3 separate regions of the Mus musculus genome follow, and regions 1 and 3 are each linked to region 2. Evidence: chromatin loops called from intact Hi-C (ENCODE). Cell type or tissue: left cerebral cortex. All regions are shown on one strand.

Region 1 (8,000 bases), 470 kb before region 2:
CAGTAAGTGGACTACACACACGAGGAGGATCAGTCCTACCATGAACCACATCTGAAAGAGGTTGTCAGGAAAGGGAAAAAGGAGAATAGCTGAAGAATTGATCATGTAGTTGAGATCTGTGGATGTGCCTGTTCTTAGTATTTTTATGATGCTAGTTCCACCTAAGTCACAATTCCACCCAAGTCACAGAACTGTTTGTTCTGCAGATGTCTTAATATCTCATGACAATTACAGCTTTCTAAAATGCTTTCATCACTTTCTTCCATCTACTAACCACCTAGCTTTGTTCATCAACAATAAGCAGTACCTTTGAGTAGAAAATACCACGAGTGTTTTCCTGCTCATTCACCCTCCCATCCACCCCCAACCTCCTCCACCCACCCACTCCCACCTGCCCCCATCCACTTCCCAGACAAGGCCTTGCTCAGTAACTCAAGCTGGTCTTGAACTGCTGACCCTCCTACACCAGTTTCTAGAGTGCTGGGATAACACACATATTGAACACCAAGCATGTGTGTGGTATGTACTGGGCCCCAGGCGATGTACTGAGCTTTAGCCAGACTGAGGAGACCCAGGCACTGGATGCTCTCAGGTGTGCTGCCTTCACCCAGGTGTTAATCACATTATGGGAAACTAAAACGGAAAAGTGCATTTGTAATACACCAGTAAAGATACATGCTGAAATAAGAGCACATTTATTTGTTTCTCTAATTAGGGGTACTTCTCTGAGCAAGAAATATTTGAGCTAAGATCTTCAAAGGAAGAGGAGTCAGACAAGATGAGGCAGTCTTCATTTTGACAAAGAAAACAAGGACAGAGATTCTGTGTCTACTTATTGCCTTTGGTTTAAAAAAAACAAAACAAAACAAAAACCACCTGCTTTTTTGCACTCTTCACCCAAACTGATCTTATCAAGATGGCCAGTGACCTTTCAAACAACAAAGTTGCAATTTACAAAAGCTTAAATAATCTTTTTTTTTTTTTTCAACTCTGGAATGAGGCAACACTTCATTCCATCAAATAAGCTGAGCCTTTCGTTGTCCCACAGAGGTCAGTTTCACAGCTAGGGAGGCTAAAACACAGCAGAAACAAGAGCAGACTGGTCTCTTCAAAGTTACCTTCCACCAGAGGTCAGGACAGAGAGACAGAACAAAAGAAAGTAACTGGTTAACACCAGATTCCTTCCTGTTACCCTCTGGAAGGACTGAAGAAAGGCCTCAAAGCAGAGGGAACAGGATCATCACACCCAATTGCGAGCTTGGGAAATCACTCCCTCTGGTTCTCCTGATTTCTCAGGTCAGATAACAACTTAGTTTCAGTCTGGAAACAAGGAACATTAGCACTTTGATGGTGGGGGGGGGGGTAAGAAGAGGGTCTGACCTCGGGGGACAGCAGGTAGGACAGGAACAGGGGCTCAAGTCCTTTCAATGGCTTCTGAACTTCTATTAAAAGTCCCCGCAGTGGTCCATTAGTCCTTATGCCACTGCATCTAGAACAGCATTTAAGCATTCCTTCCTCGTTCTGTCTTCATTTTGCTTCTAGGAAAACACTGAGGGTTTTCCCTCTACACTGGTTGCTCCTTCAGAATCACTTTGTGGAAAACTTCAAATTCATTGAACGTCATGGAATGTACCCTCCTTTGGCAAAACCAACACCCATTATCAAAACATTACAATGAAACCTCCACTGTCTCTGCAGCTAAGTCTTCCTCATTTCTCTTCCATATCCCAAGCCATATGGCCAATCTACTGACCTCTTCCCTATTCCATATACCAACATGCACTTCTCCATGACAGCAAGTCATGCTTCCTTTGTTTTACTATCTTGTTTCCTGTGGAACATGGTCTCAATACATTGCTCAGGCTGGCTTCAAACTCCTGCCTTCACACCCCCCAGTTAAAAGATGACAGACATGTACCACTTGGTCCAATTTCAAAAATCTCATTTTCAAGTGGTTCTGTAGCACAGGTTCCTCTGGACCAGTCCTTCCATGTCTCCTCTGCCTATACCTTGTGTCCCTCTTGAATCCTTAATCCCACCTGGATGATTAAATTGTTATCGGATGACCTTTAGAACTCACAAGAGCCCTTGATTTCCATAATTCTTCCTTTCTTTAGTTCTGCTACAAATAGTAACTGCTGTTGCATCAAAGAATGCAAAGTATATAAATTAACTTGAAGAAAGGTAACTGGAGGAGCCTACAATAAAACCCAAAACAAAACAAAACAAAACACTCCATACCCCCAAATAAAAACCAGGGCTGCTGGTCAACTGTGACACTCTGGAGAATTAAGCCCACCCAGAACAAGGCAGAGAAAACTCTGCACCCCTCCCCCTCCCAGTGCAGACTCTTCCTGCCCATGGTCTGTGTCACCCACTCCCAAAAGCAAAGCCCTGTGTACCCAACCCCCACCCTCAGCTTTGAGGCTAAAAGACCCTCTCAATATTGGAGGTCTTTGAATAGGGCAACTCCACCCTGCAAGCTCATCTTCTAACAGCTGTCCTGAGGTGGCAGGCAACCTGCACATCCATCCAGCAATGGTCCTCCTCCCACTGAAAAGGAAGATTTTTTTCCCACAGCCAAGCACCTTTCATTCCTTCCTAACTGGCTGTCATTGTTTCCTTTGCTATATACTCTACATTACTTATTTACTATCTTAAAATACAAGCTCAGTGACATCCTTCTGAACAGAAGGCACTTGGTGACTGAAGCCTTATGCTATTCATTTGGCCTTCATTTTCCTTGGGATGAAGACTTCCCTGACTTTCTAAGACTGGGCTAAATGTTCCTCTAGCCAACAATATCAAATAGTATTACAACTGTATTTTACACATAAGTGTTTGTTTGGTTGGTTTTGTTTTGTTTTGTTTCCGAGACAGGGTTTCTCTGTGTAGCCCTGGCCTGGCTGTCGTGGAACTCACTTTGTAGACCAGACTGGCCTCGAACTCAGAAATCTGCCTGCCTCTGCCTCTCAAGTGCTGGGACTAAAGGCGTGTGCCACCACCGCCTGGCCACATAAGTGTTCTAATAAGATGAGGGGTATCTTTCTCACTCTTCTGTAGAGGGATTTTAATTCGGCAACATAGCTACTCTGGTTAGAACACAGATACACCCTTAGTACACACCTTTAATCCCAAACAATGAAGGCAAAGTTTGTAGAAGGAAGCAGCTTTGTTTGAAAGTGAAGTCTAACAGAGAGGGAAACAAAGTGATGAATCAGAAAAAGATTCAGTAGACTAGGATCTACCCAACTCTCATGAGAGAGGAGAGAGAGGCAACATAGGAGGGAGCAGACAGAGGGAGAGAGGAAAAGAGACAGTGTTACCGGGAGAGTTTTACAGAGACAGGGTGAAGAGAGAACAAGCTAGACATGACAGGCTGAGCCAGAGAATAAGGAGGAGCCAGAAGAGTAGAACACATTGCTAAAGTTAGTTTGAAGCCAAGCAGAGCAATTCAGTCAGAAGCAAGAGACGCCAGTTTGAATCAGTCAGAGGAGTTTGGGCCAAAACAGCTGAGTTGAACCAGAGAGCAAGAATTCAGAAAGAGCTAGAAAGAGTGAGCTTATTCAGCAGGAAGTCTCAAAAGCTGGAAACACTATAGGCCTTTACAGAAGCTAGAAGCTTGCAGGATTGGGCCTAGATTAGCTGATGGAGGCAGTAAGCCTCCAGACAGCAATTACAGCAGGAGAATAAAAGTTATTGTTACACTTTTCTCATGTTAAAAGCCTCATTAATTTTTATGGTTTTGGATTTTTCAATGAGTGTATTGTTTGCATGTATGCCTGTGCCCCAGGTTTATGCCTGGTGTCTACTGAGGTTAGAAGTCATCAGATCCTCTGGAACTAAAGTTATGAATGGCTGTGAGCTGCCAAGTTGGGGCTGAGAATCGAACTTAAGTACTGTATAAGAACAATTCTTAACTACTGCACCATCTCTTTAGTTCCAGATTAATATTTTATGACTATGTTTACTTTGTAAAACAAAGGATTAAAATCGAATCCGATTACCAGTCTATTAAAAACCTTCCAAAAACACCTTTAGAGAAATGACCATATCGTTCAAAGATAACACATTTAGGAGGTTTTTATAGGCTTCTTTTCATACAGAACCTTCCAAACCTAAGGACATTTGAAGTTCTTTTCAGTCTCAGACACAAGAGACTTGCTTTCAAAGATCCCCTTCGGATGCTATCTGACTGAGCAAAGACAGCACAAAACAGATCCCTGTAAGGGCAAAGGTGCAATGGCAACGCTTAGGGATTCCTAATCCATTCAGCACGGGCCTATGTGCAAGAGGACAGCAGAAGCAGCGGCGTCGGTTTTTTGTTTTGCTTTTTTGTTTCTTTTCTTTTTTTTTTTTTTCCAGTTTGCCTGTCTTAAGGCTGCTCCTTGGCCTTCCAAACAATGATCCCCAAATCCTTGCCTCAGTCACCCAACCAAAGGTGTTGAGCACCTGCACTATTTCTCTCCCGGCAAGCCACGACGGAAAGGAAGCAATCCCAGATGGCGTCGGCACCAGAGTTTCCGAGGGGAAAAAAAAAATTTTTTTTCACTGAACGGGTCACAACCAAGCCTACCACGCTTACCAGATGGACGCTCCCAGTTAACCACGGCCTCCAGAACCGTTGGTTCGCGGGCAAAGACAAGTGTCGCGGTGGCATCTGGGAATTGTAGTTTCTGTCGCAAACAGAGCGCGTAGTTAGCATTACAACTACATTTCCCAAAAGCCAACGCAAAGCCCTGCCTGCTTGGCTGTCACTCATAATTCTATCCCATTTCTACTTGGAATACTATAGAGCACCTTTATTTGTTCGGCTTTTCTTGTTCGATAAACATCTCCGGGCATCTGTACTCCTTACTTTTCTTTCCCCTTCTTCAAACCAGCGCCTCCAAACGTCGAGAAAGGACAACACCGCGGAAAGCGCATGCGCCCTGGCCGGCGTCGCGCATGCGCAGCAGCCGGTCTTAGTCAGTGGCGCGCTGGACTCGGGGTCCGGAGGTACTCTGCCCGAGGGCGGGGCTGCTTCCAATGGCTGTCTTTGCGGGTCGCGTGTGCCTGGGCGGAGAGGCAGGCATGGGGCAGGGGCGGCTCCCGGCGGTCCCGGGCGGGGACAGGGGAGGGGCTGGGGGTGAGGACCCCGTCTCCCCTCCCTGCTCCCGCCCTCTGGGCCGATCCCCACCGACGGGGCTGGGCGAAGGGGCGGGCTCTGTGCCTGGGGCCCTTTGCTTCAGCCGTGCAGCCCTGGGCTCGATGACTGCTGGATTGCGGGGTGCCCTCTGGCTTGGCGGAGGTGGGCGAGGACAGAGGAGTAAGAGGAGCATCGGCGTACCCCGGGGGACAAGAACCGGCAGGGTTGGGGACGCCGCCCTTAGTCGCCGCTGACACTGTGATTGGCGGACACTGCTCCCCCGGAGCACCGGAGCCTCGGGCCCCAGCAGCTAAGGGCCAGGGTCTACCGCCTACCCCGCCAGCACCCGCCCGCTGCCCTGCCGCGGCGCTAGGAGGAGCCGAGGGGGGCGGAGACTGGTGTCGGAGGAGGGCGGGGTGGGAACGGTCGAGAACCAGCCGCTGCACAGACAAAAAATCGAATGGCTGGAGAACCTTCTACTGTTTACCAGCCTTTTGGGACCAAGCACGGATTTGACAGCTCCACAACGTGAGGATATCCGCTGACCCTGCGACACAGAGAACACTTCCCCGGGACTCTGTGTCCAGCTAACCAGCTCTGTGAGATTGCAACTTTCCAAGTTTGTTCTTTTCAATCTCTGTCAGAAGACTGCCCTCGTGTAGGAGAGGGTGCCTGGGTGATCCGCCTTGTGGATCGATTTGAAAGCATCAACTTTAAAAAGCACGTGTGATTCCCAGTGCCATCCAGACGCCTGCTTTCACGACGGCTGGATTTCTCTGACTTTATTCTTAGCGTTTCTCGTTGTTTTTGTTTTTTGTTTAAAAAACAAACAAACGACGGGCTGCTTTGGGGGAATGCTGAAAGGTAACTGACTAAACGCTGAAAAAGAAAAAGCTCTTGATTGTCATGGCTGAAGGAGAGAATGAAGCGAGATGGGAGGGACTGTGCAGCAGAGACACGACTACTAGAGAGACAGCACTGGAAAACATTAGGCAGATCGTTTTGAGAAAAACCGAATACCTTCGTTCAGCGAAAGAGACACTTTCCCGACCTTCAGACGGACTTTCAAACGCGGTTTCTTTGGATGGGATGAATAAACTTCTTGCTCATCTGCTTATGCTCTCTAAGAGATGTCCCTTTAAAGATGTGCGAGAGAGAAGCGGGCTCATTCTGAAGAGCGTCGAGGTAAGAGCAGTTTTAGAGTGACTTAACTAGCCGATGTGATTTGACTTAGTTATTCCCGTCGCTTTTGCTTCCATGGGGGTAGTCTAACTGGTTAGCTGTTAATAATGACATCACTAGGCATTAGAGGGTTCTGTAAAACGTTCAATGTTGGGCCCAAATGGAACAGGCTAAACTAAAAACGGTTTTCAAAAATAGATGAACAGGAATTGTTTTTATGGTGTTTTTGGGTAGAAATGGCATTGTCTGTGGAATATAATATATATGAAAGGTCTGGTTAATTAAAATCCAGTCTTTGTCATTTTTTTTCTGTTTGTTGCCAAGTGTAGCCAGTGCGCTTTTCACATTGTTATGGTGTGGAAAGTTTCACACTGAAAGCCTCAAAAATGAGGAGTTGCATGAAATATTTCCTATTTGTTCAGAGTAACTGGCAGGATAATTTTTTTCTGGCTCTTTAACAAAGACAGGATTTCATTTTCTAAAAGCATCCTAAAACAGAACTAGAAAACAATAATAAAAAACAGCCTAAGTCATAAAGAAGGTAACTCTTGTCCAGGTGGAAAAGTTGGACCCAGAGTTGGGCGTTCAGTAGCTTACTCTCCATACTCCCAGGAAGCTGAGGAATAATGCCACCAGGAGTTCGAGACCAGCCTGGCGAGCAATGAGTACTAGGTCCATACATGGCTACATGGCAAGGCCCTGCCTTAGGGTTGCAGGGAGGGGGTTGTGGGGAGAAAAAGAAAGAAAAGTTGGGTCCAGGTAAGGCATTTGGTGAAAATACTTGGCTGCTCAGTTATTTTCTGTTTTCCTTGAATTGTTTCTTTCCTCTTTTCATGTGCAAACCTATTAAATTGTGAGTGCAGTAAGGTTTAAAATTCTATAATGTCCTGCCATTTTTCTACAGTCACTTTATTCTGTTGTATTAGAAGGTGTGTTAAAATTTGGAGAAGCAGGAGAAATGTTTATACATATGAAGAATGCTCACTGACTGTGTATTAAGTGATGACAGCTTTCTTTAGTGACTTAGATAAAAGAGGTGCAATCATAGCCATAAAATAATTATCTTCAAATATTTTTACAGATACTCTAGAATCAGTAATAATTCGTTTTACAGGAAGGAGCTAATTCTCAGTGTATGTGCATTCTGTCCCTTGGACATAAGGAACTATTTCTCTAGACCTCTGCATAGCCACTATGGGAATTTTTCTTAAGTAGTGGAGTCATCATTGTGCACATCCAACATTGTTGTGGGTTGTATGTAAGTAGGTGACCGGGAAGTTTGTAGGCTTCTCATCTAGTGTTTCAGGGGAGTCGCCCTTCCTCTTGGTGTGACTCTACTTCACCTTGGTCTCTGAGTGGGAGACTAAATAATATAACTTGTTAAGAGTTATACTGAAGATAAAGTATCCGAGCTCTGGGAAGTGCTAAGGCAATGCACTAGAGTCAGACCTGGGTTCAAGTGCGTCCTTATTAATGTACTAAATGACCTTAGGCAAGTTCCTTGCCTTTCCTTGTGTTCGATTTTCACGTCTTATAAAATCAGGATAAGAATGCAGAGCTTTTGTGAGATGAAATGGCATGCAAAGTGCCAGAGTCCTATCTAGTGAATGCACCTCTCCTCTTTCACAAGTGCAGTAGACTATGTAAAGTATATCTCAAGCTGGATTTGTTCTGCAAAAGGACACCGGGT
Region 2 (8,000 bases):
TTCCACATTCCTCCTCCTCCCTTCCACGAGCAGGGCGGCCGCGGCAGCAGCACAAAGTTATAGCCACTCACAGGGAGCCTCAACCTAGGATGACGGCGGGGCGGGTCCCCGCCCAGGGGGAGGGCTGGGGCGGGGGCCGGGAGGGCTGCTGTGCGTGCGTGTGGGAGTGCGCGTGTGTGCGCCCTCGCGCCTGCGCGGGGCTGCGGGAATGGGGGCGGGCGCGCGCGGGTCGGGACTCGGCCGGCTCCGCAGCCCTCCCGGTTGGGGTCCCGCGCTCTCCTGGGGACCTCAGCGGCCACGCTGGCCCGGGACGGGAGGCCAGGTCAGACAACACACCACTGCGCGCCGCCCCGCGCTCTCAGCCTTGGGCCCTGCGTTTGGCTCGTGGGCCCGTGGCCTGCCCGTGGGTGCGTGGGGTCGGAGCCCGCCCCAGTATCGGGTTCCTTATTAGAACCTGACACCAGGGAACACCCGGGTTAAGCCGGCAGCCGCAGGTGACAAGGGTTACCTGGGCGTGGAAACACTGGCCGGCGAAGATCGCGCCGAAAGGTGTGTCACTGGACCCTCACCTGGGACACCCGGCGACAGTCGTGCTTCGCTTTTCACGGATTTTAAGGCTAAGTGGGAAAAGTGCAACTCAGGAAGAAAAGTGCAGTGCGCCCCAGTCCTGAACGCAGGAGCAGAAGATAGCTAACTGGAAGCGGGCAACAGTTTTCTTATGCTAAAGCAGCTGATTACGTGCTTGACTTTTCTAAGTCTATAGACTTCAGATCGCACCTTCACAATCCCTTATCCCACGATCCGTGCCTCCCGGCCGTACTGTGTGCTTTTCTGCGCCACACGCGACATGCATACCAAAAGTCTACCATGCATTCTGGTTCATACGTATCTTTCCAAACAAAACCCTCTCGGTCTCTGCAGCTAAAGTCTGGGCTCCGCAACAACCCAATACCCCAAAAGAGCCAGCCTAAAAGAGCCTGCAGAGGCCGCCCACCCCGGAACTCCGGCCTCCAGGCTTTACGCGTGATCCGTCACTCAAGTGACGTGAGGCCCCCGCCCCTGCACCAAGCTAGTTCGACGCGTACAAACAGATGATGTCATTGTCTCTACACGCGCGTGACCCCGGAGCCCTGCGCCGCATCGCCATTCGCTGCGCGGCTTCCTCGTCAAGCCACGCCGAGCGCTGACTGGCCGCCGCCGCCAGTCTCTGGGCTCCAGACGCCTCTCGCTCCTCTTCGCCCCCGCCCCCAGCAAATAATAAACAATCGAGTAAAATTGCAAGGACAGAGGGGAGGGAGAGCGAAGGCGCGCTGAGTGGCAGCCTTCGCCGCGCAGACAGCGGGAGGACTAGAGGAGGACTGTGCAGGGAGGAGGGAAAGGAGGTAGGGAGCGGATCTGAGCCGCACGCTCTATCAGGGCGAGAAACTTTGAGAACCTCGGCGAGGCCAGCTTGCTAGCACGGCGGGCTCTAGGACCCCAGGGCCCTGGCGAGACGGGAGGGGCGGAGCCTGGTTGCGCAAAGCCCGTGGGCGGAGCCCGGCGGCACGTGCGGGAGGAGGGGGCGCGTTGCACGGGCTCGCCCGGGACGCGCAGCCCCGGCGGCTGGCGCGCTTGTTTACCAGCACACGTGTGTGTTATTTTTGAGATGGAATGTGGGGCTGGCTGAACGGCTGGCGCGTGGGGCCGCCCGCGTCGGCGGAGGGACGCGGCGAGGCCCGCGCTGCCGCGGCCTCCCCGGGCGCTGTTTGCAAGGAAGCCAGGCTGGCCCGTAACCCGCTTCCCGCATAGCCCAGAAGTCCGGACCACGCATCTGGACGGCGAGATTCTCGCGCTGCCCAAGCAGCTGCAGAGACCAAGGGCGCAGACCGAGAAACGCTGCCTCCTTTGCGTGCTCTTGGGGCTCCTGCCTTCACCAGAACAAAGCAACTGCTTTAGATACACACCGGTGCACACACCTGGACCACAAGGTGGACACTTAACACCCTGCGTGGTCTGTGACCTTGCTACAAATATCCCCAGTCCTTTGGTGCAGGTTTTCGGGCTGCATGGCTCGGCCCATTTACGAATAAATATATTTCCATCACCTCGGCTTGTCTTCGGAAAGTGGAGCTGAAGAAAGGAATTCTGCCTTTTAGGGTTGCTATGCTACCTTAGGACCCGCCTCTGTCCTTTCCAGTCTGATCCACTAAATAAGCCCAGAACTTGATTTTGATTTACAGCCTGGCAATATAGATGGTGATGTGGGGTCACAAATTCAGCTTCGATTGCCTGTGCCTCAAATGAGTGGGGATTTGTGCAGAGAGGTTAGGGTTTATTACCTGGAATCTGGTGTTAGGCTCTGTGCCCAGATCCAGAAGGCCAGCTCACTGATACTTTGCAATGTGCAACGCAAACGCCAAAGACTTCACTCACTGTTTTTAAAACACCAAATATATATATATATATGTATATATGTACATATATATATACCATATACATATATGCGTGTATACATATATATGTCTAGATACACGTGTGTATATATAAATATATGTGTGTACATATATATGTATACATATATGTGTATATATATACATCTATATATGTATACGAGTGTGTGTGTGCTATGAAAGAAATCCATATATCTGTAAGTCTAAGCAGTTCGTCCCATTTGAGTACAGTGTATCCTAAGAGCATGCAGAAATTTGGGACTTTAGAAGAGTTTGTGGATTCACTGAGAGCATTCTGACCCTGAAGGTAGGGACAGATAGTGGGTGTTGGCCCAGTCGAATGCCTGCATTATCTTTAAGGTAGACTTCTTTTTTTATTGTTAAGACTGGGTGGGTCTCATGTAATCTAGGCTGCCCTTGAACTATGTAACTAAAGTCAGCCTTGAATTTCTGACCTTACCTCCTGAGTGGAGATGACAGATATGTGGCACCATGTCCAGCTAAAGTTTAAAAAAAAAAATCATCAAAACTTCCCCCACCTCTTACTGACAACGTTTTATATGTATTTTTTTTCCTTTGAATGATTTAAGGTGGTGATTATCCATTTTTATGTAATCCAGGTACTAAAGGAACAATATTTTAAAACTTTAACTTGAGTAAGGTGAATAAAAGCTGCAACGGGGCTAGGAAGGGGTACAGGCTCAGCCTCCTTAGGAACCACTGTGGTAAACTTAGCACAGTGCTCCCTGTAGGCAGGCGGTGGTGCTCCACTCCAACCCCACAGCCAAAATCCTTGGTGCTCAGCATGCTGCACACCAGAAAGTGCTTCCTTCCTTTTCTTCTGAGTTGGCTTCTGTTTTCCCAACAAATATGTGACCCAGCTAAAAAGGAGAGAGCTCCCAACCGGAAGGCATATGGCTGCTCCCCAGCCCTGCCCTCTCTTCTCTCAGCAAACGGGTCATAGTGGGATTTCTTCCTTAAACATTGTGTAGCAGCACTCAGCGTGAGTGTCCTGTGGGATGTCATTCCGGATGGACTTTTGTCCTCACTTGTTCCCCGAGAGAATCTCTGCCTTCTCCTGTCTTCTTCTTCTTCTTTTTTTTTTTAATACTTCTCTGTTTTGTAACTCAGGTTGGCTTCTTTTAAAAAGATTTATTTTATTTATACGAGTACAGTGTAGCTGTCTTCATACACCCCAGAAGAGGGCATCGGATCCCATCACAGATGGTTGTGAGCCTCCATGTGGTTGCTGGGAATGGAACTCAGTCAGTGCTCTCATACTCACTGAGCCATCTCTCCAGCCTGCCTCCTCCTGCTCTTGTTTCTCATTTGCTGTCACAGGCATGCCCTGTTAACATGCCCTGGAAATCTTCTAACTGCAGTGACTGCCTGCAGATCATTTGGAAGACAAGCATGGATCTAAGAGGACCTGGAGCCCCAACACCATTGGCATAAATGAGAGGATGCTAAATAGAGATGAGTTCTGCTGTGGCATTAGGAGCATTTGGTGATAAGAAAATTAAGAGTCCAAGCTCTTGAACTCAGCCTGACTCCTTCATTACCAGCTCTTGACTTTGGAGGGATTTTCGGCCCTGGAGACCCAGTCCCAGATTGGGTCAAGTAGCGTTATAGATTGAAAGCATTAGGGTTAGAATTACTTACTGAAGAGGTATCATACATGAAGATGGGGTAAGGAGATGGCTCAGCCTAGAACCGTGATTTCTGGCAAGTCTGGTGGCCTTTGGTCCCTTAGACGATATGATGAAAGGAAACTGAGTCAGTTCTGATGGTGCATGCCTTTCATTTCTGCATTCAGGAGGCGGAAGCAGGTGGATCACTGTGAGTTTAGAACCAGTCTGGTCTATAGAGTGAGTTCCAGAATAGCCAGGGCTATACAGAGAAACCCTGCCTCAAAAAACCAAAACAAAACCAAAAAAAAGGAAGAAAGATAAATGATTTCCACACATTGTCCTCTGACCTCCACATGCCCACCATAAAAGGATTGTGATTGATATATAGATATAGGTATGTGTGTGTGTATGTGTGTGTGTGTGGTGTGTATGTGTATCACACTGAGGACAGAGTGGCTTTGAAGGTTTTTTCCAACATTTGCCAGGCAAGTCAAAGGCAGGAATGCTGGAGACCCTAACATAGGAACCACTCTGTCACATATTCCCGTGTTCACTCCCTGTAGTGATTGGCTCCTTTCAAGCAGGAAGACAGGGCATCTACCTGATTCCACTGGAGGAGGCAGGTCCATCCACGAACCATCTGAGTTTCTCTCTGAAACATAGTGCCAGGGCAGAGACCATCCCTCTCATTCTAAAGGACATTGCTTCAGGTCCCACGGTGAGTGACAGCCTCAGAATCAGGTTCAGAGCATGTCCATGCCCACAACAGGTGTGTGACTCTCAGCCTTGCTCTGTTTCCTCAGCCGCTGCAGAGGAGAGGAGCTACACACAAGCCACTTGGCTGTGACAAAGGGAGTCAGAGCCAGCCAGTGGAGCCACAGGTCCCCAGCACTTCCACAGGCAGCCCAGAGCTGCGGGCTGTCTGCAGATCTGCCCTTGTGGCTGCTTTGCAGCTCTCTCGTGTGATTTCTAATGTTGTTGCCAGCGTTTTAAAGAAAAGAGGTTTACCTGAAATATAGATGTATAGCTCTTGAAATAGCGGAAGATCTAGTGACAGTGGCTTCTACACTCTGTCAGGCCTCCTGTCCATCCCTCATCTGTGCATCTTCACTGGTCTCTGGATGTTTGCTTAATCCCTCAACATGTACCTGACATTGTGTTGTGACGGGTGTTGTACTTTGCACTTCATCCAGGTAGTTGTGCTGTTTGGATGGACACTGGGGGCTGTTTACACCCCCAAAGGTACAGCAAGTCAAGCCTGCTGGAAAGTTCCCAGGTAAGTGGGATGATTCAAGTTCTCGGTTAGAGACAATAAGGTTCCCGGTTAGGGACCATTAAGATAAAACAGTTATGGGTAACACAACATCAGGACAGTCCGTTCGCCAGGCATTAAAGGATTTGTTGAAAGTAAAAGGAATCGGGCTGAAAAAGGAGACGTTAGAAAACTTTCTAAAGGTGGTTGATCAGGTGGCTCCATGGTTCCCTGTGTCAGGGCATCTTACAGGGCCTAGTTGGGAGAAATTAGGGCCTCGATTGCAGGGTGGGAAGTCCCCTATTCCTGTGAGTTCGAAGAAAGGTCGTGCTGGACTGGGTTTTTCCTAGGGGCCACTGAGGAGGTCATCCCCATGGAAGACTGAGGATCCATAATGGGTTCCTCAGTGGCCTTTCCCTCAGAGAAATTATAGGCTGCTAAAGAATTAGTTCAAGAACAGTTACAGATGGGCCATATTTGCCCCTCTACTTCCCTTTGGAATACCCCGATATTTGTCATTAAGAAAAAATCAGGGAAATGGAGGTTGTTACATGATCTTAGAGAGATTAATAAACAAATGGTCATTATGGGACCTATTCAAAGAGGTTTGCCCTTACCATCAGTGCTTCCAAAAGCATGGCCAGTGATAGTTTTAGATATTAAAGATTGCTTCTTTTCCATCCCCTTGCATGAACAAGATGCAGTAAGATTTGCATTTACTTTGCCTTCTATAAATCATGAAGAACCAGATAAGAGGTTTGAGTGGGTTGTTTTGCCCCAGGGCATGGCCAATAATCCCACTAGGTGTCAGCTATATGTAGATGCAGCCTTATATGAGGTTAGACAGGAATTCCCCAGAATAAAATGTTATCATTATATGGATGATGTCCTTCTGGCAGCACCGACGGAGGAAATGCTGGGTTTGGCATATAATACAACAGCTACAAAAGAGAAGGCTTACAGTAGCCCCTGAAAAGGTGCAGAAGGGCAAGGTCATCCATTATTTAGGAAGCAAAATAACAGAAATATATATAACTCCACAGAATATTCAAATTAGAACTGATCATCTAAGGACTTTAAATGATTTTCAAAAGTTGCTAGGAGATATTCAATGGGTTAGGCCTTATCTGGGTCTAACAAATAAGCAATTGCAATCTCTTTATGACATCTTGCCAGGAGCGACAGCCCTGGATTCAGAGAGAGTTCTTACAGAAGAAGGAAGGGAAGCCTTAAAGTTAGTAGAGAAGGCTATTCAAATTGCTGCTTTAAAGAGGAGAGAGGTTGATCTTCCTATATCATTGTGTATTTTGCCATCAGAAAATCAACCTACTGGAGTCCTCTGGCAGGGCGCTCCTTTATTATGGATCCATCCTAAAATTTCCCCCACCAAAGTGTTATCCTATTATCCTGCCTCGGTTGCCCAGTTGGCATTGCTGGGTTTACAGCAATGTGTGCAGCATTTTGGCACCCCTCCTGATAAAATTATTGTACCATATGATAGTAGACAAGATGAAGTGTTGTCTGCCACTGTAGATGACTGGGCAGTTTTAAGATGCAGTTTTTTTAGGCAAGATAGATAATCATTTTCCCAAAGATCCTATTTTACAGTTGTGTAGAGCTCACCCGGTAATTTTTCCTGTGATTACCTCTCGAGTACCATTGAAAGGGCTCCTCTAATTTTTACAGATGGATCAAAGTCAGGATGCGGAGCCTATTTAGTTCAAGGCTCTGTGCCTATAGTTTTACAATTCTCCCCTGCCTCACTGCAAGTTATAGAATTACAGATTGTGATTAAAGTTTTTGAATTGTATTCTGAATCCTTTAATTTAATATCAGATAGTCAATATGTGGTTAATGCTCTTGCTATCTTGGAGGTGGTTGGTAGGGTGAATCTTAGGTCCAGCATTGGGGATTTATTAAGTAAACTACAAAATTTGCTATCGTATAGATCCTCCCCCTTCTTTGTTCAGCATATCCGAGCTCATTCTGGGTTACCAGGTCCATTGGCTGAGGGTAATGACACAGTGGATAAGGCAGCACAAGCTGCTGTATTTCTGGCATGTCCTGCCCTCGACCTTGCTCGTGATTTTCATTCTAAATTTCATGTAAATTCTAAAACATTAGCCTCTCGCTTTGGGATCACCCGAGCAGAGGCCAGGGAGATTGTCAAGGCCTGTCGGGCCTGCGCTCCTTTATTACCTCAACCCTCCTTTGGAGTTAACCCACAAGGGTTACTCCCCCTACATGTTTGGCAGATGGATGTTACTCATTTTGCCAAATTTGGAAAATTACTGTTTGTTCATGTTTCAATTGATACTGCCTCTGGAGTCATTTTTGCTTCTTTGCACACTGGAGAAAAGGCCCATCATGTCATAGCTCACTGCTTTGAAGCATGGGGTGCTTGGGGTCAACCCAAAGAATTAAAAACTGATAATGGCCCTGCTTATACTTCCAATACTTTTGTTAGCTTTTGTAAGATGATGGGCATTCATCTTGTTCGTAGTATTTCCTATAACCCTCAGGGGCAGGGAATAATTGAATGTGCTCATCGTACCTTAAAAGAATGCTTAAGCCGGGCGTGGTGGCGCACGCCTTTAATCCCAGCACTTGGGAGGCAGAGGCAGGTGGATTTCTGAGTTCGAGGCCAGCCTGGTCTACAAAGTGAGTTCCAGGACAGCCAGGGCTATA
Region 3 (8,000 bases), 770 kb before region 2:
CTCCCCTCCTCCCTCCCCCTCCCCCTCTCCCCCCTCCCCTCCCCCCTTTCCCCCCCTCTCCCCCCTCCCCCCTCTCCCCCCTCCCCCCTCTCCCCCCTCCCCCCTCTCCCCCCTTTCCCTCCCTCCCTCTCCCTCCCCACCTCACCATAGTTAATAAGTGAGAAAGAAATACTACAGTAGAATAGCAGCTCCTTCTGACCACGGAGAGACATAGGTGTGGGCCTTTGTTGCATTGGCCCCTCTGAACATCACAAAGACAAAGACAGCAGAAATTCTGTGCCTCTGTTGATCTATTGAAAGGCTGCACTACCAAGGGGTGGGGCAAGCCCCTGCATTCAGCTATAGTCAGTTCCATTACAGTGTGATGTAGTCCAAAGAAATCTCCTTACTGGGGCTGGTGAGATGGCATAGCAGTAATAGTGCTCACTGTGCAGCCCAGGCTAGCTGTGTTCAGCCCCTAGAACCCATGCTAGAAGGAGAGGCCAGTTCCAAAATGTTGTCCTCTGACCTTTACATGCCTTGTGTGGCACATATGCACACATATACAGACACACATATTTTAAATCCTTTACAGAAAGCATACTCTCTCTCTCTCTCTCTCTCTCTCTCTCTCTCTCTCACACACACACACACAGAGAGAGAGAGAGAGAGAGAGAGAGAGAGAGAGAGAGACTATTTTACATCCTTTTACAGAAAGTATCAGGGGTGGAGAGATGGTTTGGTGCTACAAGCACGGGCTGCTCTTACAGACAGCCTTGGATTGCATCCCAGCACAAGTGCCTGGAGCTCCAGCTCAGGGGATCTAATGCCCTCTTGTGGCCTTTGTGGATATCAGACATACACACAAAATCAGACCAGAAAAGGGCATCAGATCCCTTTACAGATGGTTGTGAGCCACCATGTGGTTGCTGGGAATTGAATTCAGGACCTCTGGAAGAGCAGTCGGTGTTCTTTACCGCTGAGCCATCTCTCCATCCCTTGTCCTTAAGTTTCATCAGTGGCATATTAAAGCACAAGAGACGGCTGGATGAGTAAGGCACTCAAGGACCAGATCTCAGATCCCTAGCAACCCTCATAAAAGCTGGACTGTCTTGGCAGCCTTTCTCTGATTTAGCACTAAGAAGGCAGAGACAAGGGATTGTCAGGGCAAGCTGGACAGCTAGGCTTACCCAATCAGTGAGCTCTGGGTTCACTGAGTTACCTACCTCAGTATATATAGTGAGGGTTCTCACTTGCCTCAACCTCTGGCCTCTGCATACAGTTTTATGTAACTACATAACTACTATAATAACTATAGGCTTTGCCTTGAAAACTACTGTTTGTAGAGGTGGGTCTGTGAAGAGTTCTGTGAGTCAGGCAGGCCTTGGAATTGTAATCTTTCTTCCTTAGTTTGAGGCCCAGCTATCTAGGTAGCTATGTGTTAACTAACTAAGCTAGCATTGAACCCACCACCTTCTACATTCCAGGTTAGGTACCTGACCGCTGAGCTAAATCACCAAGTCAGAACCTTGTAGTCAGTGGATAACGACTTTGTCGTGCCCCACTTGATTTAGTACATCTGAACTTGGAGGCTGTTAGCCATGTTTCTGTGCCGAGCTATCTGACCAAAGCATTTAGGGGAGGGGAGGCAGGGCTTGTTTGGCTCACAGCTGGGAGGTGTGGTCCAGCATGGCAGGGAAGGCGTGGCAGTAGCAGAGAGGTAAATTTGATGCTCAGCCCGCCAGTGCTGTCGCCTTGAGAGTGACTACTCCCTGTTCAGTTAAACCTTTCTGGAAACGTCTCCTGGACACTCCCCGAGCTGCATTTTCAAGGTGATTGAAAATCCTGTCAATTTGGCAATGAGGTTAATTATCACAGTAACAAATCTGGGGACGAGACTTCTAAAAATGGTAGCCTCCTCGGCAGCTCTGTTCTTTTCCCGGGTAACTTTACACATCTGCACGTATACACCCCAAGCCATCCATCCCTCAAAAGCCAACCCACAGGAGGCTGGAGGTGAAAGTGGCCTTGAGTATGAGAGGCAATAAGCACAGACTGCTTTCTTTATCATAAATATGGAGGAGCACGCCTGAGACAGTAATGGGACGGGGGTCCTGCTCACAGAGGACAGGAAGCACCGTGTAAACTGTAGAGACTGGTGACTCCACTGTATTTAAGGGCTGTGACAGAGCTCTGTGTAAGAGCTGCAGGCGGGCCAGACCCGTGATGGATTTCAGAAAGGCTCATGCTGCTCACATCAGTTGTCTGAACGAAGCTGCACTGCTGAACAACCCAGGCACTCTGTTGCCATTTACTGTGAGCTTCGCGTATGCCAAGAACAGTAGTTTTTAAGCTGTGTAAGCACAAATGAGCTAAATGTTCAAGTAGTAGTTCTAGTAAGAGTTTACAGCTTTAGAAAAGTTTACTTAAATATTTGAAAGTAATTTAAACTAATAGGGATGTTTACAGCTTGGCGCGTGACAGCGCCTGTTACCAAGGCTTTCTTTGTTCCTTACACACTGTAATTGTTGTAAACAATACAGATTCTTCAGTGACCTGCTGATTATTCTTTCCTAGATGAAAACTTCTCGATTCCTCACAATAAGAGGGGAGTTCTTGGAATGGTCAATAAGGGCCATCACACCAATGGGTCACAATTCTACATCACACTACAGGCAGCTCCCTACTTGGATAAAAAATATGTGGCTTTTGGGTATGTATATGACAGGTTTTTCTGTATTATAGTCATACATATAAAATGTTGCCCAAAATATTTGCATGATTATTGTACATAGTCTATGATTAGCCAAAGATAGGGTTAAAAGCAAAAATAATAGACACATTTAGCAATAAAGAGTTATAACCACCTTGTTATCCATAAAATACAGAAACTAGGACTGGCAAGATGGCTCAGTGGGTAAAGATGCTTGCTGCACAATTCTGATGATATGTGAGTTCAATTCCCAGAACTCACATAAAGGTAGAAGGAGATCCAACTTCATAAAAATTGTCCTCTGATTTCAGCACACGTACCATGGTATACACACCACGCACATGAATCATACACACACACATACACACACACACACACACACACACACACACACACACACACACACATACACACACACACATACACACACACACATACACACACACACATACACACACACACATACACACACACATATACACACACACACACACACACACAGACACACACAAATTTTTAAATACAGGAATTAAACACAGCTTTGGTAATGATCTGTCTACTCATCTATCTGTCTTTCTATATGTATCTACCTACCCATGTATCTATAATAATTACTGGACTATTAGTAAGAAGCCCATTAGGCTGTGGGCCACCGTGGGTAATGGATAGACTTTCCATGTCCCCTGTGTTCTGTTCTCTGCTGGGCCCACGAGGACGCAAGCAGCCTGTCTTTCCCGTGGTGCTGTGGATCATTTCTGCAATTCATGAATGACTTTCATATCACTGTCCACTTCAACTGAATAGGCCTTTAATTTAATGCTTTCTGTGGAAAGAGTAGGAAATTAATGTTCTTCCAAAAGCTTCCAGAGGTAGCTTTAATTAGATGACTTTTCATTCATAGACTCAGAACTTAAAATAATGAGTTGTTTTCCATTTCTCTCACACCAATCAAGTATTCTGGTTTTAGAATTCTCTCTCTCTCTCTCTCTCTCTCTCTCTCTCTCTCTCTCTCTCTCTCTCTGTGTGTGTGTGTGTGTGTGTGTGTGTGTGTGTATGTTTTTTGGCTTTTTTTTTTTTTGGACAGGGTCTCACAAGAGACCCTTATTATGTAGCCCTGGCTGTCCAGGAACTCACTCTGCAGACCAGGTTGGCCTCACACTTACAGATCCTCCTGCCTCTGCCTCCCCAGTGCATGTCCTAAAGGCATGTGTTGAAAATGCATGCTTGAATTAATTTTATATGCAAATAACTTTAACTCTTCTCGGATCATTTAAACATCCTCTTTCATCTTGCCGATGTCCCTCACCCCTCTACCCCATTACAGCCGCCTTTCCCAGACACAAATGGGACCCCATAAAACTGCAATGTGCCCATTACCACCGGCCCCTGCAGGCATGCACAGCGGACAGCCAGTACGGCACTCCTCACTGACCCTCATGCCCCACACCCTTTCTCAGCCATCAGTTTTGCTATATTCGTGATTCATTCAGTAAGAGTCTTATGGGCTACCTGCCATCTGCTGTTACTGATGGTTAGAGTGACAAGACACAGGCCTGACTCTCAGAGACATTAGACCCCACAGAAAGAACCCCACCAAAAGCAAAGAAGCAAAGAAAGCGCAGGGCTGCATCTGCTCTATTTGGAAGGCTTGAAGTGGGTTAAGATTACATCCCCAAGTTCCAGAGTACAAGCCAACATCAATCCTTCTGATCCTTCTGTGGAAAGATTCCTTGACTGTCCTTGGGGAAGAACCCATTTACTGTCATCGCCACTCTTGGCCTCAGGGAGGCAGTGTGTCCCTTTTATTGTTTCAGCTGACCTTGCCCCTGAACTCTGGAAACAGTAGTTTCAGTCAGGTTGGAATATCTCCCCAGGACCCCACAGAACACAGAGGTAGCTGGAGAAAAGTAATAACAAACTAGGCAACTAGTCTTGTTGGAGGTGGATGAAATATACCTTCCTGCCCAGGGAAGCTACTGCTTCCCTGGGATCTAACATTTCAGCTTCTGGAAGCCCGCGTGTGGTTAGCAAGGCCTGGAGAACGGAAGTTTCTTGCCTATCCAAGGCAAGTCCTCTAGTGAGATGACGTTAGGACTGCCTACCAGGAGACAGTGCAGCAACCCACAGCATGGCCTTGCCCAGGGTCCCTCATGGGGAAAGAATTAAAACTGTAAGCTTGTAAGATCTCCATGCATACACAGGGTAGAAGTGTCGGGAAGAGTGAGTTGGAAATGATGCTGGGGTCCAGTCCCAGAGGGTTGTAGGTGGGAAGGGACAGGAAAAGCTATGTGAGCTAAAGTGAAGAAGAACATTAGCCACACAGAGGAAGAAGAAATTACAGTGAATCAAATCAATTTTTAGAATGAATAAGGAGTGCTTACAATGCCCTAAAGAACAAGAAACAAGCATGCCTACAGCTCAGCTGGGCTAGCTAGAATGTGAAGCCTAAGGGAGAATAGAGATAGACTGGAGAAATGGGATAAACAAGGTCTATTGGGCTGTAGGTGCTATGCATGCTTCAGGGTGTGGACTTTTTCCAAAGATGACGAGGAACTATGGAAGACTTATAAATTCTGAGCAACTTGAGTGGCTCATTGAGAAGATTTCTGTAGAAGTCAAGAGTAGACAGGAAGAGAATGAGAGTGTATCGAGTCCAGTTAGGAAGGTCTAAGTCATGAGAGGTACAGATGAAACTCTTATCTATAGCACAAGCAGTTCAGGCAAGCTGGGAGGGAGGGAGCAAATGCCAATGATATTCAGGTTACAGTCATGGAGTTTGATGACTAAAGATGTTGAAGGTGAGGGCATAGCAGGGTCTGGACCAGTGTTGTACTTTCTGAAATGATGGCAATTTATAGTCTCCACTGCCCTGTTCAGCAGCAGGTATCAGACACCCATGGCCACTGAACACGTGAAATGTGACCAGAGCGACTAAGAAAACATACTTATTTGAGAGAGAGAGATGCTGTGCATGCTGATGCCAGAAGAGAGCATTGGATTCCTGGCTGGAGACTTAGAGGTGGTTGTGAGCCTTCCAGTGGGAGAGAGCACTGAACTCTGGGTCTGTGCAAGAGCAAGTGCTCGTAACTACTGAACCATCTTTTAAATCCCCAGTTCTAAATACATTTTGATACTCACCTATTGTCACTGCTAGGTCTATAATAACTCCTAGGGTTTCAGAACTGGATAATAAGGAGATGGTATCATCCACCATGAGTGCCACAAGAGGAGGATTTACAAGAGATCAGTTGAGGCTGGCTAAGTTGCATTTAAGATTAGTACCTAAGCCAGGTGTGGGGAAACTAGGGAAGAGATGTTTAAGCAGCTCAGGGCTGGATGTACATCTAGAAGCAGTCTGATTGGTACCTGAGCTGAAGTCAGTCCCTAATGTCACCACCCTCGAACAGTCCCTGGGCTTCGCTCATCTTGTTCCTTTCTGTCTCCCTTCAGTCTGATGAAATCCTGTTCAAGGATTAGGTCCTAGATTGTGGCAGATTGTGGCTTCTTGAGCCTCTGGCACATTGTGAACAACTTAAAGCAGCGACTTGGTCTTGCATATCTTGTACCCCAATCCTCATCCCAGTAGAGGGGCACATTCAGACTGTGTGAGACCTGATTGGAAAAAGGCTTCCTGCCTTCCCTCATTAGACAGTGAATCTGCATTTATCTTCTGCTCACATGGACTTGTGTTGACGTTCGTCTTCACCCATCTCCTCTTGCTGTCACAGCTCCACAGACTGGGCAGTCTAAGAGCATGGTTCTGGGCATCCGGGGAAGGCTTGTAGACTGTCATAACATGGAGATAACTAACTCAGTCCTGTGAAAACCACGGGCCGTTCATGAGGGCAGATCCCTAATGATCCGGTCACCTCTCAAACCGCCCCCCTTGGAGGGAGCATTTAAACAGCAACCTGTGTTGGGGCTTCCAATTGGGGTGACAAAATGAAGCCCAGATGCAGATGAAGAGGATACATGTGTGCTCATGGTTGGCACTGGTCACATCTGTCAGGGTTTATATAATAGAACCTGTCCCCACTCCTGTCTGCTACTGATCCAACCCAGGCAATGGCAGAAGACACTAGTCTGTGTCTAGGCCTGTCTCCATGCCTTATTCTGATAGGTTTGTTTGTATGGGTTTTTGTTTGGTTTTGCATATATGTGTTACAAGTTTATGTTTGTGTAGCTATGTGCACGTGTGTTGATGCACTTGCTTGTGTCTGAATGTGCATGTGGCTTCCTGTCTCCACCATATTTTTAATTTTTTAATTAAATTGATCTAAACATCCAGTTAATAGGTAATGAGTTGCAGAACCAACATATCCCTATGAGAAGTTCACTTTAAGTGTGGTGATATCAATGGACTAAAAGGTAATGTTAGTCAGGGGGCTGGGAAGATGGCTCAGCAGTTAAGAGCTAGCTGTACTGCTCTTGCAGAGGACCTGAGTTAGATGGTCTAACTTTAGGGCCAGTGAGATCTGATGCTTCTGGCTTCCAAGATTCCCTGGGTACACACATGTGCACAAACCCACATAGGTATCTAAAGTTAATAAAGAGAAAGTTGGACGACTTGGATTTTGCATTGATTCTGCAATTTGACACCAAAGATATGAACAATGCAAGAAAAAAAAATAGGTGAATTGGGACTGCAACAACATTAAAACCTTGTGCATCAAAGGACACCATCAAGAAAGTAAAAGGACAACCTCAACAGCGTGGGATAAATAAAAAAATACCCCCTGGCACGGGGGATGCAGCCTAGGTGGCTGAGTGCTTGCATGTATACATGAGGCCCTGGGGGCCATCTCCAGCATCCCAGCACGAACCTGAAAGGCTTAGCTGTATTAGATGCATGCACCTACTTTTAGAGACACTCATAGACCCTGGAGCTCACCGGTGTGGCGTCAACTGGCTGGCCAAAGAACTGCAGGGATCAGTCGGCCTGTCTCTTCCATCACCAACCCAACTCTGGGGTTATACACATGTCTGCTATATCTGACTTGTATGTAAGCATTATTAGGGCTCCTAGCCTAGGCCCTCATGTTTGTGTGTAGGCACTTCACCAAGTGAGCCATCTCCACAGTTTTCATGCCACTGTCTTCTAGTGGAAGACATTAAAAGTCTAGCATCACTCAAGGGTTCTAGCTCAAGGCCAGCAAGTATCTGCAGAGGCCCAGACTAGCATGGGCTTGAGCCCTTATTCCCGTTCCCAGTGGGTGGTGGTTGAGGTGCCTAGTAGGTGCCAGACTTTAAGCAAAAGTATACCTCTGTCCTCAAGGAAGAACCAGAAGTTAACAAAAAGAAATAAATA

What was found. Peaks named below come from ENCODE experiments on the same cell type or tissue, not always from the same donor. Only the 100,000 strongest peaks of a DNase experiment are listed, where the experiment ranks them.
Region 1: a loop joins it to region 2, with 3 times the contacts of the local background. A loop is called at or near these places in 11 of 42 quality-filtered maps.
Region 3: it touches region 2 in a loop (2.9-fold over the local background); 3 of 42 quality-filtered maps call a loop at or near these places.

The regions. Positions count from the first base shown.
Region 1 is chr10:41,804,988-41,812,987 of GRCm38, forward strand. It overlaps Cep57l1 (centrosomal protein 57-like 1), which reads right to left and starts at 4,881. Exons shown (of 11, transcript NM_001243074.1): 1 at 4,801-4,881; 2 at 4,586-4,676. The coding sequence starts at 4,660. Sesn1 (sestrin 1) reads left to right here and starts at 5,587. Exons shown (of 10, transcript NM_001162908.1): 1 at 5,587-6,313. The coding sequence starts at 6,035. In left cerebral cortex, CTCF peaks have their summits at 4,886 and 5,770; DNase peaks (open chromatin) are centred at 4,710, 4,926, 5,466 and 6,119; H3K4me3 peaks cover 3,935 bases; H3K27ac peaks cover 2,171 bases.
Region 2 is chr10:42,276,665-42,284,664 of GRCm38, forward strand. Foxo3 (forkhead box O3) reads right to left here and starts at 31. Exons shown (of 4, transcript NM_001376967.1): 1 at 1-31. In left cerebral cortex, a CTCF peak has its summit at 3,171; DNase peaks (open chromatin) are centred at 4, 1,092 and 1,468; H3K4me3 peaks cover 2,288 bases; H3K27ac peaks cover 2,274 bases.
Region 3 is chr10:41,504,868-41,512,867 of GRCm38, forward strand. It overlaps Ppil6 (peptidylprolyl isomerase (cyclophilin)-like 6), which reads left to right. Exons shown (of 8, transcript NM_028430.1): 7 at 2,557-2,692. Among named protein-coding and RNA genes, the nearest start is that of Cd164, 11 kb to the right of the region's middle. In left cerebral cortex, CTCF peaks have their summits at 826 (motif pointing left) and 4,480; DNase peaks (open chromatin) are centred at 800 and 4,467.